Regions from separate parts of the Homo sapiens genome. Here all the other regions are linked to region 1. The links are chromatin contacts, found by Hi-C or POLR2A ChIA-PET in ENCODE. All regions are on one chromosome and are shown on one strand. The core of a region is the stretch at or near the end of the contact, and the rest is flanking DNA. Distances in the headings are between cores, read along the strand shown.

What was found. A loop is a pair of places that touch in the nucleus more often than their neighbours do. ChIA-PET counts read pairs that join two places held with the same protein, here RNA polymerase II (POLR2A). Pooled maps may share reads with other maps.
Region 2: a loop to region 1 is called in a pooled map, with 5 times the contacts of the local background. The contact joins the promoter of CIZ1 here to the promoter of ENDOG in region 1. A Hi-C loop is called at or near these places in 4 of 50 pooled maps. POLR2A ChIA-PET finds 5 or more read pairs at or near these places in 2 of 52 experiments (HEK293 and activated T-cell).
Region 3: a map of naive thymus-derived CD4-positive, alpha-beta T cell shows a loop between it and region 1 (16-fold over the local background). The contact joins the enhancer-like site here to the promoter of ENDOG in region 1. A Hi-C loop is called at or near these places in 1 of 168 maps with a recorded cell type or tissue (naive thymus-derived CD4-positive, alpha-beta T cell) and 7 of 50 pooled maps. POLR2A ChIA-PET finds 5 or more read pairs at or near these places in 2 of 52 experiments (CD4-positive, alpha-beta T cell and MCF 10A).

What each region holds. Positions count from the first base shown.
Region 1 is chr9:128,815,300-128,820,431 of GRCh38, reverse strand. It overlaps ENDOG (endonuclease G), which reads right to left and starts at 1,932. Exons shown (of 3, transcript NM_004435.2): 1 at 1,247-1,932. The coding sequence starts at 1,747. KYAT1-SPOUT1 (KYAT1-SPOUT1 readthrough) reads left to right here. Exons shown (of 25, transcript NR_182311.1): 25 at 1-781. It overlaps SPOUT1 (SPOUT domain containing methyltransferase 1), which reads left to right. Exons shown (of 12, transcript NM_016390.4): 12 at 1-781. RefSeq lists enhancers at 929-1,018, 969-1,534 and a silencer at 1,639-1,698.
Region 2 is chr9:128,188,997-128,194,128 of GRCh38, reverse strand. It overlaps CIZ1 (CDKN1A interacting zinc finger protein 1), which reads left to right and starts at 2,557. Exons shown (of 17, transcript NM_001131016.2): 1 at 2,557-2,697; 2 at 3,267-3,441; 3 at 3,685-3,800. The coding sequence starts at 3,272. RefSeq lists enhancers at 489-1,003, 1,004-1,519 and silencers at 2,407-2,574, 2,362-2,801.
Region 3 is chr9:128,248,177-128,253,308 of GRCh38, reverse strand. DNM1 (dynamin 1) reads right to left here. Exons shown (of 22, transcript NM_004408.4): 19 at 4,556-4,726; 20 at 2,953-3,194; 21 at 2,369-2,584. Among named protein-coding and RNA genes, the nearest start is that of MIR3154, 5.7 kb to the right of the region's middle. RefSeq lists silencers at 2,413-2,502, 2,513-3,012 and an enhancer at 3,183-3,322. Within about 2 kb of position 3,093, at least 9 of the 41 ENCODE cell types and tissues checked have a DNase peak (open chromatin) inside an H3K27ac peak, as active enhancers do; they include CD4-positive, alpha-beta T cell, where a contact is called at or near this core.

The sequences.
Region 1 (5,132 bases), core at 683-3,182:
GGGTCTCCTGGGAAGACCAGCCCTTCCAACTACCAACCCGTTCCTTTTCCCAGTCTGAGCCACAGGAAGAGCCTAGCGGGGAATGCCATGAATCGACCTCCATCCTGAGCTCTCCAGGCCTGGGACAATGGAAAGTGGATAGGGGGCTGTCTTCCCAGAAGGAAGCTGGGTCAGAGGTTGGTGCCCCATGGGCTCCACCCAGAGCCCCATGGCAGTCTCCATCCATTGGTGCCAGGACCTGCTGGGAACAGGCTGAGAGGGTGGTTGGCCCAGTGCACAGTGCCTGGCACTAACAACCTGATCGTGGGCCAGGTGTCTGCCTCGAAACTGCCTGAAGGCAGGCAGGGTAGGACAATGTCTGGAGGCTCACGGTTTTATAGACTAGGGGTCCCCAACCCCTGGGCTACAGACCGGTACCAGAACCGGGCCACACAGCAGGAGGTGAGCAGCAGGCGAGCAAGGGAAGCTTCATCTGTATTTACAGCCACCCCCCCATTGATCCCACAGCAGCCTGAGCTCCGCCTCCTGTCAGATCAGTGGCGGCTGGAGATTGTCATAGGAGCTGGAACCCTATGGTGAACTGCGCATGTGAGGAGGTTGCGCGCTTCTTTTGAAAACCTAATGCCTGATCTGTCGTTGTTGCCCATCACCTCCAGATAGGACTGTCTAGTTGCAGGAAAACAAGCTCAGGGCTCCCACGGATCCTACATTACTGTGAGTTGTATATTTCACTATATGTTACAATGTAATAATAATAGAAATAAAATGTACATAAATGTAACGCACTTGAATTATCCTGAAACCCGCCCTCACCCACCAAGCCGTGGAAAAACTGTCTTCCACGAAACCGCACCCTGGTGCCCAATAGGTTGGGCGCTGCGGTTCTACAACAGACAGCCTTCTTCTGCTGTGTGACACTGTGCCCGTCACTTTGCCTCTGTGAGCCTCAGCGCCTCATCACTACCGCAGGAGGAAGGTGAATAACGGTATTATCCCCATTTTTTTGACGAGGAAAGCGACGCTCAGGGAGGTGCCCAGGGTTCGCAGTTGAAGCTCAAGCCCTGGTCGGCCTGCAGACCCTGTGCCTGGAGCCCAGTGCTCCTCCCTCCCGCCACGGGATGTCACTGCGATGCCTGACCGGGGGCGCGTTGGGCAGCTGCCCCGTTCTGCAGAAGAACAAACCGAGGCCCCGCGAGGCCAGGCGCCGGCCCCGCATTCCGCGACCGGCCCGGGGCGCGGGCGCTACCTGGGGCGCGACGTTGCTCAGGTAGAACGTGTCGTCCATGGCCTTCTGGCTCCAGCGGTGGTTGGCGGCGGCGGCCAGGTGACCGCGGTCGAAGCCACTGCCGCGGTAGTCGGCGTTGGTGGCACGGTGGTACGCGTGCACCGAGTCGTCCTCGCGGAAGTCGCACTCGCGCCGGTCGCCGTCGCCGCGGAGACGCTCGGGTCGCAGCTGCTCCACCACCCAGAGCGCGCCGCGGGTGCGCGGGTCGTAGCACAGCACGTACGACTCGCGGCTCTTGAGCTGCGCCAGCCCCGGCAGCCCGTACTTGGCCAGCTCGCCCGGGCCGCGGGGTCCCCCGGGCACAGGGGGCAACTCGGCTGCCGCCGCCACGGGCAGCACGGGCAGCCGGCCCAGCAGTCCCGGCGCCGCCCGCGCGTCCTCCCGCCGCCGCCGCCAGCCCTCGACGACCGCACCCAGCCCCGCGCCCGACGCCAGGGTCAGGCCGGCCCGCAGCGCCCGCATGGCCGGGGAGCGACCTAGCGGCGGGCGACCCGCGAGGCTCTTAAAGGAGCCGCGTCGCGGGATCCAACGAGGGCACAGGGCTGCTGGGGCCGCGGACGATAGCGTGACCTCCCTTCCACTCACAAACACTGCCAAGGGCTTGGGCCTCGGAACCCAGAAGGGAGCAGCAGAGCCCAACCGGGTGTCCCCGGCGTCCTTTCTTTGCGCATTTAAGACGCCGGTATGAGGGGCGTGGCATCGTCGCCTCAGCTCGCGATTGGCCACCATCAGGCCTGGCTCCGCACCCGCCTCGCAGGCCCCCTGCTGGTCGTGGGGTGGGAGACACTCTCTCCTCTGCGCCTGCGCAGGGAGCTCCTGCTTAATACGCTCCGCGGAAGGGTCAAGCACTGTCGAAAGCTTTTACTGTCACTGCTTAGTCTCACCCTCTACACCGCTCGGAGAGTGAGCTCCTAGTTCGCAGAGCAGGCACAGGGCCCCAGGTATATCTGGCCCTAGGCTATCCTCCATGACACCATAAAATAAGCCCCGCAATTCTACCAGATTGGCAAAGGTTTCTTTTTTTTTTTTTTTTTTTTTGAGACGGAGTTTCGCTCTGGTCGCCCAGACTCGAGTGCAATGGCGTGATCTCGGCTCACTGCAACCTCCGCCTCACAGGTTCAAGCGATTCTCCTGCTTCAGCCTCCCAAGTAGCTGGGATTACAGGCATGCGCCACCACGCCCGGCTAATTTTGTATCTTTAGTAGAGACAGGGTTTCTCCATGTTGGTCAGGCTGGTCTCAAACTCCCGACCTCAGGCGATCCGCCGGCCTCGGCCTCCCAAAGTGTTGGCATTACAGGCGTGAGCCACCGCGCCCGGCCCAGATTGGCAAAGATTTTAATTAACAGCAGTTTGAGGACAAGGATGCAGACGGCTGATGCTGGCTGCTGGCTGGAACAGAAACCTGGGGCGAATATTCCAAAAAACAGCTTGACAGTACAGTACAAGCGAAGCCTTAAAAAGGTTCATACCGTTCAACCCACGCAGAGGGCTGAGCTGGGGAAATCTCGGGAATGCAAGGATCTCGAACGCAAATATTCACCAGAGTATTACACTGCCGGCAGGAATAAGCAAAATATTCAGAAATATGGACTGGTTAAGGACTTTTATTTTTTGAGACGGAGTCTCACTCTATTGCCCAGGCTGGAGTGCAATGGCGTGATCTCCGCGCAGTGGAACCTCTGCCTCCCAGGTTCAAGTGATTCTCCTGCCTCAGCCTCTGAAGTAGCTGGGATTACAGGCGCGCACCACCAGGCCCAGCTAATTTTTTTTTTTTTTTGAGACGGAGTCTCGCTCTGTCGCCCAGGCTCACTGCAACCTCCGCCTCCTTGGTTCAAGCGATTCTCGTGCCTCGGCCTCCTGAGTAGCTGGGACTACAGGCGCGCGCCACCACGCCCAGCTAATTTTTGTACTTTTAGTAAAGAATGGGTTTCACCATGTTGGCCAGGCTGGTCTCGAACTAACTCCTGACCTTGTGATCCACCCACCTTGGCCTCCCAAAGTGCTGGGGTTATAGACATGGGCCACCCAACCCAGCCACTCTTAGCATTTTTTTTTCCTTTAAGGAAAATAAGGTCTTGTGCTGTCACCCACACGGAGTGCAGTGGCAAGATCACAGTTCACTGCAGCCTTGACCTCCTGGGCTCAAGCCATCCTCCTGCCTCACCCTCCCGAGTAGCTAGGACCACAGACACATATCATGATGCCTGGCTAACTTTTAAATTTTTTATAGAGATGGGGCCTCGCTATGTTGTCCAGGCTGGTCTTGAACTCCTGGCCTCCAGTGATCCTCCTGCCTTGGCCTCCCAAAGTTACAGGCATGAGCCACTAAGCCCTCCTGAGGTCAGTAGTTTGAGACCAGCCTGGCCAACATGGCGAAACCCTGTCTCTACTAAAAATACAAAAATTAGCTGGGCATAGTGGACCGTGCCTGTAATCCCACCTACTGGGGGACTGAGGCAAGAGGATTGCTTGAACCTGGAGGGCGGAGGTTGCAGTGAGCCGAGATCATGCCACTGCACTCCAGCCTGGGCAACAGAGTGAGACTCTGCTTCAAAAAAAAATATGGGACAGGGTCTTGCTTTGTTGCCCAGGCTGTTCTTGACCTCCTGGGATCAAGTGATCTGTGGGCCTCAGCCTCCTGAGTAAATGGGACTACAGGCTATGGTGTATCACCATACCCAGCTACTTTCAGCAATTTTGAAATATACATTAACTATAGTGACCATGCTGTAGTTTGTGTTTTTTTTTTTTGGAGACAGAGTTTTGCTCTTGTTGCCCAGGCTGGGGTGCAATGGCGTGATCTCGGCTCACCACAACCTCTGCCTCCCAGGTTCAAGTGATTCTCCTGCCTCAGCCTCCCGAGTAGCTGGGATTACAGGCATGTGTCACCATCCCCAGCTAATTTTTTGTATTTTTAGTAGAGACAGGGTTTCTCCATGCTGGTCAGGCTGGTCTCGAACTCCCGACCTCAGATGATCCACCCACCTCAGTCTCCCAAAGTGCTGGGATTACAGGTGTGAGCCATCGCACCTGGCCATACCATGCTATAGTTCTAAAAAAAAAACATTCCTGGGCCGGGTATGGTGGCTTAGGCCTGTAATCATAGCCCTTTTGGAGGCCAAGGTGGGAGGATTGCTTGAACCAAGGAGTTCAAGACCAGCCTGGGCAACATAGTAAGACCCCCGTCTCAAATTAAAAAAAAAAAAATCCTCCTGTCTAGCTGAAACTGTACCCTTTGACCAACATTTCCCCATTCCCCACCGCCCCAACTCCCACCAATCCCCAGACTCTGGTACCATCATTCTACTCTCCACCTCTATGAGTTGTTTTACATTCCGAATATAAGTGAAACCATGTCGTGTTTGTCTTTCTGTGCCTGGCTTATTTCACCTACCGTAACGTCCTCTAGGTTCTTCCATGTTGTCACAAATGACAGAATCTCCTTTTTTTTTTGAGGGTGAATCTCGCACTGTTGCCTGGGCTGGAGTGCAATGGCACAATCTTGGCTCACTGCAACCTCCCCCTCCCAGGTTGACGCAATTCTCTTGCCTCAGCCTCCTGAGTAGCTGGGATTACAGGTGCACACCACCACGCTCGGCTAATTTTGTTGTATTTTTAGTAGAGATGGGGTTTCACTATGTTGGCCAGACTGGTCTTGAACTCCTGACCTCGTGATCCACCTGCCTCAGCCTCCCAAAGTGCTGGGATTACAGGCGTTAGCCACCACGCCCGGCCTTGTCTTTTTTTTATAAGCCATTCTGACAGGTGTGAGGTGGTATCTCATTTTGGTTTTAATTTGCATTTCCCAGATGATCCATGCATTGTTCAGCATTTTTTCAGATAGTT
Region 2 (5,132 bases), core at 1,308-3,807, 630 kb after region 1:
CAGCCTCCCAAAGTGCTGGGATTACAGACATGAGCCACTGCATCGGCCCAAGATTCTTGATATAAAATTTGCAAATTGCTTCCCAGAAAGATGAACCAACACAGGAAGTTAGTGCTGGCTTTCCACCTTCACCAGCACAAGCATTATTTTTAGTTTTTTCACTTTGGCAATTTGCTAAGCTCCTTCTGTGCCAGGTGCCAGTGCTAAGCATTATGTAATGTCATCCTTACCACCCCGGGAGGGGGCACACATTTCACCAAGGAGGAAACCAGCTAAGAGGCCTCTCCCCCAGCCAGTGTCACCTAGCCACAAGGCAGGGGAGTCACGATTCAATCCTGGACCTCTCCAACGCTAGCACCCAGATCAAGGTGTTAACATGCTTGCTTGGCAGCCTGGGCAGTCTTTGATTTTTATTTTTTAAAATGGAGTCTCACTCTGTCGCCCAGGCTGGAATGCAGTGATGTGATCTCGGCTGCAACCTCTGCCTCCCGGGTTCAAGCGATTCTTCTGCCTCAGCCTCCCGAGTAGCTGAGATTACAGGCGCCCGCCACCACATCCGGCTAATTTTTTTTGTATTTTTAGTAGACACGTAGTTTTACCATGTTGGCCAGGCTGGTGTCGAACTCCTGACCTTAAGTGATCCACTTGCCTGGACCCCCCACAAAGTGCTGGGATTACAGGGGTGAGCCGCTGTGCCCAGTAGAGCCTGGGCAGTCTTGACTCGCCCCTCTCTCCTCACTGCTTCTGTCTTGGTTTTCACGGGAGCGGGTTTTCTAATTGGCAGATTTGATGCTGTCACTCATGAGGTTCACACCCTTCTCCAGTGCTCCCTACCCTTAGAGGATAAAGCCTACTTCTCAGCCCAGCATTCGAAGTCCCCACCCTCCAGGCTGCCTGTTCACCCATAGGCGCCGACGTCCCCGGGGCCCTGGACGCCACCCTGCGCTCCGGCCTCGCTGAGTCACTTTCGCGCCTCTAAGTCCTAGCTCTTCCACGACTAGTCCAGGTTGAGTTAGGCTCCTCAGCCGCCGCCCATCTGCCGCAGAGCCAGTCCAGAGCTTTGGAGCGGCGCTCGTCACATGACTGCAGTGATTTATGGACGCGCGAATTCTGCTGCCCGAGCGCCCTCCGTCAACGCGCTCCGCCTGCCCGGGTCTGCGCGCCGCCAGTGCCCCCGCGCGCCCTGCCCGCCCAACGTCGGCGCGGAAGGCAGGGCGAGGAGTCGCCCAGGCTGTGACACGCACAAGGCAGGGAGCCACAGAAAAGGGAGCCGGAATTGCTACTTAGTCCAGGAGAGGTGGCTCACCCCTGTAATCCCAGCACTTTGGGAGGCCAAGGCAGGCGAATCACTTGAGGTCAGGAGTTCGAGACTAGCCTGACCAACATGGTGAAGCCCCGTCTCTATTAAAAATACAAAAATTAGCCGGGCGTGGTGGCCCGCGCCTGTAGTCCCAGGTATTCTGGAAGCTGAGGCGGGAGGACCACTTGAACCCAGGAGGCGGAGGTTGCGGTGAGCCCAGATCGTGCCACTGCACTTCAGCCTGGGCGACAGAGTGAGACTCCGTCTCAAAAATATAAATAAATAAAAAATAAATAAAAGAATTACTACTTAGTAGCCAAGGATTGTTACGGCGCGGGGATGGGGGGATACAGCGGTTGTTAAGGGGGTTCTTGGGGGCAGGACCATTTTAGGTGCAGGATAAGGGAGCAGGGCTCTGTTTTCCTCTCCTTTTCTTTTTAAAATTTTTACTTTTTTTTTTTTGACAGCTCTTGCTCTGTCGCTCAGGCTGGAGTGCAGTGGCGCGATCTCAGCTCACTGCAGCCTGTGCCTCCCGGGCTCAAGTGATCCTCTTGCCTTAGCCTCCCGAGTAGCTGGGACTACAGACGCCCGCCACCACCCTGGCTAATGTTTGTATTTTTTGTAGAGAGGGATTTCGCCATTTTGCCCAGGCTGGTCTTGATCCTCCAGCCTCGGCCTCCCAGAGTACTGAGATTACAGGCGGAAGCGCCCGGCCCCTAGGGCTATTTTTTGATAATTGGCCTCGACCCTCCTCACCTACTCCTTCCTTAGCCAAATCTACTGAGAAAAGACTTGGAGGGGGACTCTCCCTCCACCCCTCCGTGGGCAAACTCCTGACGGACTGTAAGACCTTGGCCGCCCTCTCGCCTGGCCTGGGTCCCTCGAATGAATGTACATCCGCCAACTGCGCGCCCCCTCTCACCGCAGCCCCGCGCGGGGCCCCAGGATCGCAGGACCGCGGCGGCCGCAGGGAGGTGGGTTGGGAACAGGAAGGAAGTCCCCCTCGATGCCCCGCGGGATGGCTGACCCTTCCGGGCGGCAGACGGACCTTGGTCTCCGAGCCTCCCCTTCGCGATGCGGAGGACGCGGGACAGAGGGTATGAGCCGCCCAGGACCCCCTCGCACCTGCTAGCGCCCCGCAGCCGCCCCCCAGCGTGACTTGTGCACTGGGCGGGCTCGGGTGGCGCGGCCGGAGGCGCCTGGACCTCCCGTCCCCCAGAGGGCGCTGCCCCGGCCGGCCCCGCCCGCATTTGGGCCTTACGAGCCCACAGGCCCCGGAGTAGCAGCGGGGAGGCCGGGAGCCCGCGGGCCGGAGCCGCCCGGCCGAGGCGTGGGGGCTGCGGGGCCGGCCCATCCGTGGGGGCGACTTGAGCGTTGAGGGCGCGCGGGGAGGCGAGGTGCGGGGCCGGGGGCGGCTGGGTCGTGGGGCTCCGCCTGCGAGCTGGCTGTGTCTGCGGAGGAGGCGGCTGGCGGGGTGGGAGCGGGCGGAGTGGGGCGCGAGGAGGTGGCGGTGGTGGAGAGAAGCCGTCCCACGGAGCTCAGGACCACGGTGACCGGGTTGGACGGGTGCCGATGTTATTGACACCCGGGGGCCCAGAGAGGGTTGCGGTATTGAAAAGGGGCTGTGAGTGAGGAAGTGATGGGCGCAGAGAGAGGCTGAGGCTGAGGGTGGGAGGATGGAGCCGCCAGAAATGGAGAGATGGAGGGACTTGAAGGAGGGGCTGTTGGCAGTGTCTGGGGGGCATTGGCAGGAGGGTGGTTGAATCTTGCCCCTAGCAGGACTGGAGGTAACTTGGAAGGATGGGCCAAGCGAGTGTGGCAGGCTCTTGGCAGGACTGGGAATGCAGCTGTGAAGCTCCTCAGCAGTCTCTGCGGGCTGTGGCTGCGGGGAGTGGCGGTGGATGGGAGGGGAGCAGGCCTGACTTATGGTGGGGACCCCTTGCCTCACTCTGCTTTCTGCCCCTAGCCACCATGTTCAGCCAGCAGCAGCAGCAGCAGCTCCAGCAACAGCAGCAGCAGCTCCAGCAGTTACAGCAGCAGCAGCTCCAGCAGCAGCAATTGCAGCAGCAGCAGTTACTGCAGCTCCAGCAGCTGCTCCAGCAGTCCCCACCACAGGCCCCGTTGCCCATGGCTGTCAGCCGGTGAGTTCCCCTCTCGGGCGCGATGGCTTCAGCCTTGCTACTCAGACCCATGTCTCGGAGCTCCCGATCCCCATCCTTTTTCCCAGTGCCATCCCCGTTTGAGTCCTGGAGATCACCAATTCCAGCCCCAAGGGGTCCTCTGTCTACCACAGAGTGGGGCAGAGAATGGAGGTGAGAAGCCTTGGGGAAGAAGGAAGGTCTGACTTTCCAAATAACCCTCTGACACCCCCTCCCAACACACAGGGGGCTCCCCCCGCAGCAGCCACAGCAGCCGCTTCTGAATCTCCAGGGCACCAACTCAGCCTCCCTCCTCAACGGCTCCATGCTGCAGAGAGCTTTGCTTTTACAGCAGTTGCAAGGTATGGATGGCCCCAGGCCTCTTCTCAGTCTCTTTTAGTGGTAGCTCCCTAGCAGCGCATTGCTCTAAATCTCAACTCCACACAGCCACCCTGAGAGGGAGCTATTCTTGGCATCCTAGTTCACTCATGAGGACACTAAGGCTCCAGGAGGTGAAAGTCCCTAAGCTGCTAATTTGAATGCAGATCTGTCTGATTGCAGAGGTGTGTCCTTGGCCATGGTGCTGGCTCTTTGGGCAATACTCAGCACACTTCACTCACATTCAGATTAGATGCCATCTGACAGGTGAAGAAGCTAAGAAGGGAAATCATTTGCCCTGCATCAGCAGTGGCTAAGCTGGGCCGATGCCTGGGCCTCTTGACCATCCAGATGTCTGAGTGGTTGTCTCTAGCCCTGTGCATTAAGTCTGTGGCCTTGTCTCAATTTCCCAATATGGAGAGCAGTCTCAGCTCTTCCTTCCAAGATGCTGCTCCTTTTTTTTTTTTTTTTTTTTTTTTTTTTTTTTTGAGACAGAGTTTTGCTCTGTCGCCCAGGCTGGAGTGGAGTGCAATGGTGCAATCTTGGCTCACTGCAACCTCCGGTTCCCGGGTCCAAGCAATTCTCCTGCCTTAGCTTCCCGAGTAGCTGGGATTACAGGTGCCCGCCACCATGCCCAGCTAATTTTTGTATTTTTAGTAGAGACGGGGTTTCCCCATGTTGGCCAGGCTGGTCTTGAACTCCTGACCTCAGGTGATCCACCCGCCTTGGCCTCCCAAATTGCTGGGATTACAGGCGTGAGCCACTGCGCCCAGCCAAGATGCTGCTCCTGATTCTACTGATAACCCCCTAAGGAGAGGTACAACCATGATCCCATTTTACAAATGAAGAAACTGAGGCCCAGAGAGGGGTCATGTGCCCAAGATTACATAACAAGTCGGTATTGATTAGATGGTTGTCACTCTGTGGACCTGTCAGGGCCACATGGATGTGGTCCTGGGAACTGACTTAAAAATGATAAGCAGGTAGGTAGAGAGAGAGAACCATACACAGGGACCTGCCACATATACATATACATCTTCCTTTTTTTCTTTCCCATTTAAAACATTACACCCTTCAGCCATGGGTTGTGGCTCACGCCTGTAATCCCAGCACTTTGGGAGGCCAAGGCAGGAGGATCACATGAGTCCAGGAGTTCGAGAACAGCTTGGGCAACATGGTGAAACTCTGTCTCTATTAAAAATACAAAAATTAGGCTGGGTGTGGTGGCTCACACCTGTAATCTCAGCACATTGGGAGGCCGACCGAGGTGGGCGGATCACGAGGTCAGGAGATCGAGACCATCCTGGCCAACATGG
Region 3 (5,132 bases), core at 1,844-4,343, 570 kb after region 1:
AGGTGAGAGAGCCAGCGGCACAAGGACAGAAAGAGGAAAGAGCAAGTCTGCAGCTGCAGAAGGGAGGGGCGGGGAGCCTGGCTCTGAGGTCCCAGGTGCGCGCCCCGTGTGGAGCTAGTGCAGCGGGGCAGACACACCGTTCATGCAGCAGGCGGTGAGGCATGTACCTACCATGGCTGACGCTCCTCAGGGGTCACTGATAGTGATTCTGAAAGACAGCACGAAATCAACATGGCAGTTCACACGCACGGGTGGGGCCGGCCTGGGGGTGGGGGACACACACACGCACACGCCCGGGCGTGCACACACATGCTGTGAGGCCCCATGGCCCACATGCACACGCTAACACACATGCCCACAAACAACACGCATACGCCTCCTTCCCCGCCACCTCCCAGTGCCCAGCACCCTCACTGGCCGGCGGCGCGTGCAGCATGGATCTGGGGCATGCAGCCACTCAGCACACTGAAGCACACGTGTGGGCAGAGTCACAACACAGAAGCTCACCCGCACACAGAGGCATTTGCACCAGCTCCCTGCACACTCGTGCCTGGTGTGCTTAGAGGATCACCCGTGCTGCTCATGGAGATAGGGCTTGCTCGCTAAAGTCCAGCTGTCATTTCTCCACCTAAGAGCCTTCTGTGGTTCCCTACTGCCCACAGCATTGAGCCCCAACAAGTCAAACTTTTCAGACTTTGAAGGTTCTCCACCTTGCGCCCCACCCTGCCCACAGAGCTCTTCCTCATTCTGTCTCTGTTCTCTGCTTTGTCCAGTGGCTGTCCTCGTTGCAGCCCACACTACACCTCTGCCCACACTGCAGCTCTTGGCCCAGATACCCTCCTGATTCCTTGCCACGTAAGCCTATCTCAGCCATGCCTCAGACTGCACTGAAGTCAGGTTGCCTTGAAGAAGCTCTCCCAGACTGCTCTTTTCCCCAAGGTAGGGTCATGATTTGCCAAATGTTTCATGTGTGTTAGCAAGACTGGAGTTGGGGCAGGCATCAAACCTTACATCACAGATCTCACACCGCACCATAGACCTGGGTGCCAAATACCCTGAAGAATCTGAACTCACGTTGGCAGTTAGCAAAGTGCTCCTACGGCTGCATCTGCAGTTAACACAGCATCCCTATAGCCACTGTCTCCCTCGATCCCCACAACCGCCCTGGGAAAAAGGCAGAATGTCATCATTTGATAGAAGGGATGCTGAGGCTCTGGGAGGGAAAGAGACGTGTCTAAAGGCCCAGGGTGAAGCAGCATCTCTGGACTCCCAGTCCAGTCCTCTTGCCCAATACCATGCTGCTTGCCTCTACGCATCTGCTTTGGTCATCAGAGCATCATAGGGCAAGCCCCAATCCCTGCCTCATTTTGGTTTATGGGTGCTAGACCGACAGCCCTACCCTCCAGCCATGCAGAAACAAAACAGATGCTATTGTTCTGCTGTGTTCTTCCTTAGAGAATGTGGCCAGTGGAAACAGGGCAGACTGGGAATTGGAGTGAACTTCCTTGAAAGAGAGTCATGGGTCAAGAAGGTCAAGCCAAAGGATGTAGTAGAAAGCTTTTCCCTAGAAATCTTTGGGAATGAAGCAGGCTTCAAGCACTCCCATCCCTGCCCCTGCCGCCACCCCTACCACATTGGTTTAGACTGGGTAGGGCCAGAAGTCGCGGAGGGGGTGGTTGGGGGGAGGAAAAAAGCCATCAGTTTGCCCACGGCCCAGGCTGCTTCCCCAGCTGCTCCTGTCCTAGCCCGGGCCTGGGTGCCATGCTTACACTCTCACACTCGTGTGCACGCCCACACACACATCACACACCTTTCTAGTCACACAGTCACAGCCTGGCCTCTGCTCCTGTGGGCCAGTGGCTGGACACCCCCTGGGATGGCTCAAAGGAGTCAGGGCTGGGAAGTGGGGACATCAGGGTAGCTGAAGGAAATCCACACACTCAGAGCAGATCGGGGTTCAGAGTCAGACCTAAGGTAGGCTCCCCAGGGGCTGGGAGAGGAATTGGACGGAATGGAGGATGGAGGACAGCAAGAAGAAGAAAGGAGGAGGAATGCAACGTGTGGGCGGCCGCCAAGAGTGAAAATAGAGGGAAGCGCCATGCAAGTGCTGGAAAGAAGGGGGCAGGTGGGACGAGCCCCACAGCCCCCTCCCCAGAAACGACCACCTCCGGGACTCAGCGCTCCCTCGGGGGCAGGCTCCGCCAGCCCTCGGCCACACGTGGCGTGGCTCCGGCACCCAGAGTCCGATTGCCTGGGATAGAAACGGCCGGTTCTGGCGGCCAGGTCCGATGCTCTGGAATCCAGCCCCATTTCCCTCCCGGCCACGCCCGTCCGGCAGCCTCTCCAGCCGCATTCAGCCCCTACTCACCTGGGGACCCCGGGCGGGGCGCGGTTGGGGCGCGAGGGCACCTGAGGGGGAGGGCCGAAAGGGTCAGGGGAAGCCCCCGGCCTGGAGGGCACGGGGGGCGCCCCCCCCAGGGCGGACCCAGCAGGCGGAGGCCCAGGAGCAGGGCCCCGCGACCCGGGCCGGGCTGGGGGCACGGCGGGGGCTCGGCGCTGCGGCGTGGGGCTGGACGTGGGCGACCTGAGGGCGACAGGGAGCGAGGAACAAGGAGAGGCGAGATGAGCAGCTCCGCCCACCCAGAGGCCCCGCCCCAGCCCAGTGCTGGCCACGCCCATGCACGCAAGCCCCTCCCTGCCGCACCCCTAAGGCGGTCGCCGGAGCTTAAGCCCCGCCCCCAGCGGCGCCAACGCCCCAGCTCCACCCAGCCTTGCAGCCAGCTCTCCACGGCAAGCCCCGCCCCGCGACAAGCCCCGCCCTCTCTAAGCTCCGCCCCTCGCTCCAGGTGGGAGCCACCCCGGTGACGCGGGCGCGCCACTGCCCGGTCCCGGCATTCCTCCCGCGGGCCCCGGGCTGGGGGGCTTTGGGGCCGTGGGGGCCGGCCCTGGTACCTGCGTCCGGCCGGTACGCTCTGCACCTGCAGCCAGGAGTCGTCCACGGGCGGGGGCATGGGCGTGCTGACGGTGGTCGTGTTGATGTCGCCGATGATGCTGAGCGCCTCCTTCAGTGCGTGGTACATGCGCAGCATCTCGTCGCGCCGCTGTGCCTGCTCCGCCGACTCCTCCATCAGCGTGTTCTGGTCCCCACACGAGTACAGGTTGGCCAGCAGCTCCGAGAAGATGAACTCCTTGGTCTGCGAGTAGGCAAAGAGGGAAGGAGGTGGGGACCTGATGCCTGTGCCGCCCTGGCCGCCCCACCGGGCCCTGCTGGGACTGTGAGCTGGTGTGGCTTTTCAGACGCGGCTCCTACACTGCGTAGACTGGAAGATTCACCTCCCCACCGCGCTTTTCTCACTCAGATGAGGACACTGAGGTCCACAGGAAAAGTCATCTGACCAAGGTCACAGAACCGGGAGGGGACTTAGGACCTATCATGCCACCAGAACTCTTGTCTACTCAGTTGTTTTTTTTTTTCTTCTTCCTGGAGATAGGGTCTCGCTCTTTCACCAGGCTGGAGTACAGTGGGGAGATTACCACTCACTGTAGCCTCAACCTCCTGGGCTCAAAGTTATCTTCCAATGTCAGCCTCTCCAGTAGCTAGGACTACAGGCACGTGCTACCACCAACCCCAGCTATTCTTTTTTTTTTTTTTGAGACGGAGTTTCACTCTTGTTACCCACGCTGGAGTGTAATGGCACAATCTCAGCTCACCGCAACCTCCGCCTCCCGGGTTCAAGCAATTCTCCTGCCTCAGCCTCCTGAGTAGCTGGGATTACAGGCATGTGCCACCACGCCCGGCTAATTTTGTATTTTTAATAGAGATGGGGTTTCTCCATGTTGGTCAGGCTGGTCTCAAAATCCCAACTTCAGGTGATCTGCGCACCTCGGCCTCCCAAAGTGCTGGGATTACAGGCATGAACTACCGCGCCCGGCCAACCCCCGCTATTCTTTAAAATTTTTGTGTAGAGACAAAGTCTCACTGTGTTGCCCAAGCTGGTCTTGAACTCCTGGGCTCAAGTGATCCTCCTGCCTTGTCCTCCCAAAGTGCTGGGATTACAGGCATGAGCCACCGTGCACAGCCCCTCATTATATTTCTTCTTCTTTTTTTTTTTTTTTGAGATGGAGTCTCGCTCTGTCGGCCAGGCTGGAGTGCAGTGGCAGGATCTCGGTTCACTGCAACCTCCGCCTCCTGGGTTCAAGTGATTCTCCTGCCTCAGCCTCCCGAGTAGCTGCAATTACAGGCTCACGCTACCACACCTGGCTAATTGTTCTATTTTTAGTAGAGATGGGGTTTCACCATGTTGGCCAGGCTGGTCTTAAACTCCTGACCTCACGTGATCCACCTGCCTTGGCCTCCCAAAGTGCTGGGATTACAGGTGTGAGCCACCGCGCCCAGCCCCTCATGATATTTCTATTGGACAGCTCTGGTCTGGACCGTGCCTCCCTCCCTGGACCTGGTCCCATAGGGCTGGTTGGCATCTCCCCCAGGCCAACATGGCCACCTGCATCCCCAGTGCCACAGGATTTCCCTGCCCCCATGCAGTGGAGCACGCACATTGTTAATCATGAGGTGCATGATGGTCTTGGGCATGAGGTCCCTCACGGTCTTGTTGACAATGGCCATGTATGAGTCCACAAGATTCCGGATGGTCTCCACTTGCCGTTCCAGCTGTGGGTCCATGGAATGCATGAAGCTGTCGGAGCCATTCTCCTCGGTCTCGCTGGCCTGCCATGGAGAACACAAGGGCATCAGGTGGCCAGGCCATGCAGCCAGGCTCCAGGCATCCCCAGGATCTCAGCCCCTCCAAGGGTACCCAGAATATTGAGGCACAGAGAGAAGCGACTGGCCTGAATACATACCTGGCTCCGCATCCCTGTGCCTCTCAGGACCCTAGACTCCCCTGATTCAGCCTTGTCTTGGTTCTGACTCTAGTGCCTAGAATTTGCCTCAATTTCCCAATCCAGAAATTATTATTATTATTATTTTGAGAAAGTCTTGCTTTGTCACCCAGGCTGGAGTGCAGTGGTGCTGTATTGGCTCATTGCAACCTCCTCCTGGGTTCAAGCGATTCTCCTGCCTCAGCCTCCTGAGTAGCTGGGATTACAGGCGCGCACCACCATGCCTGGCTAAT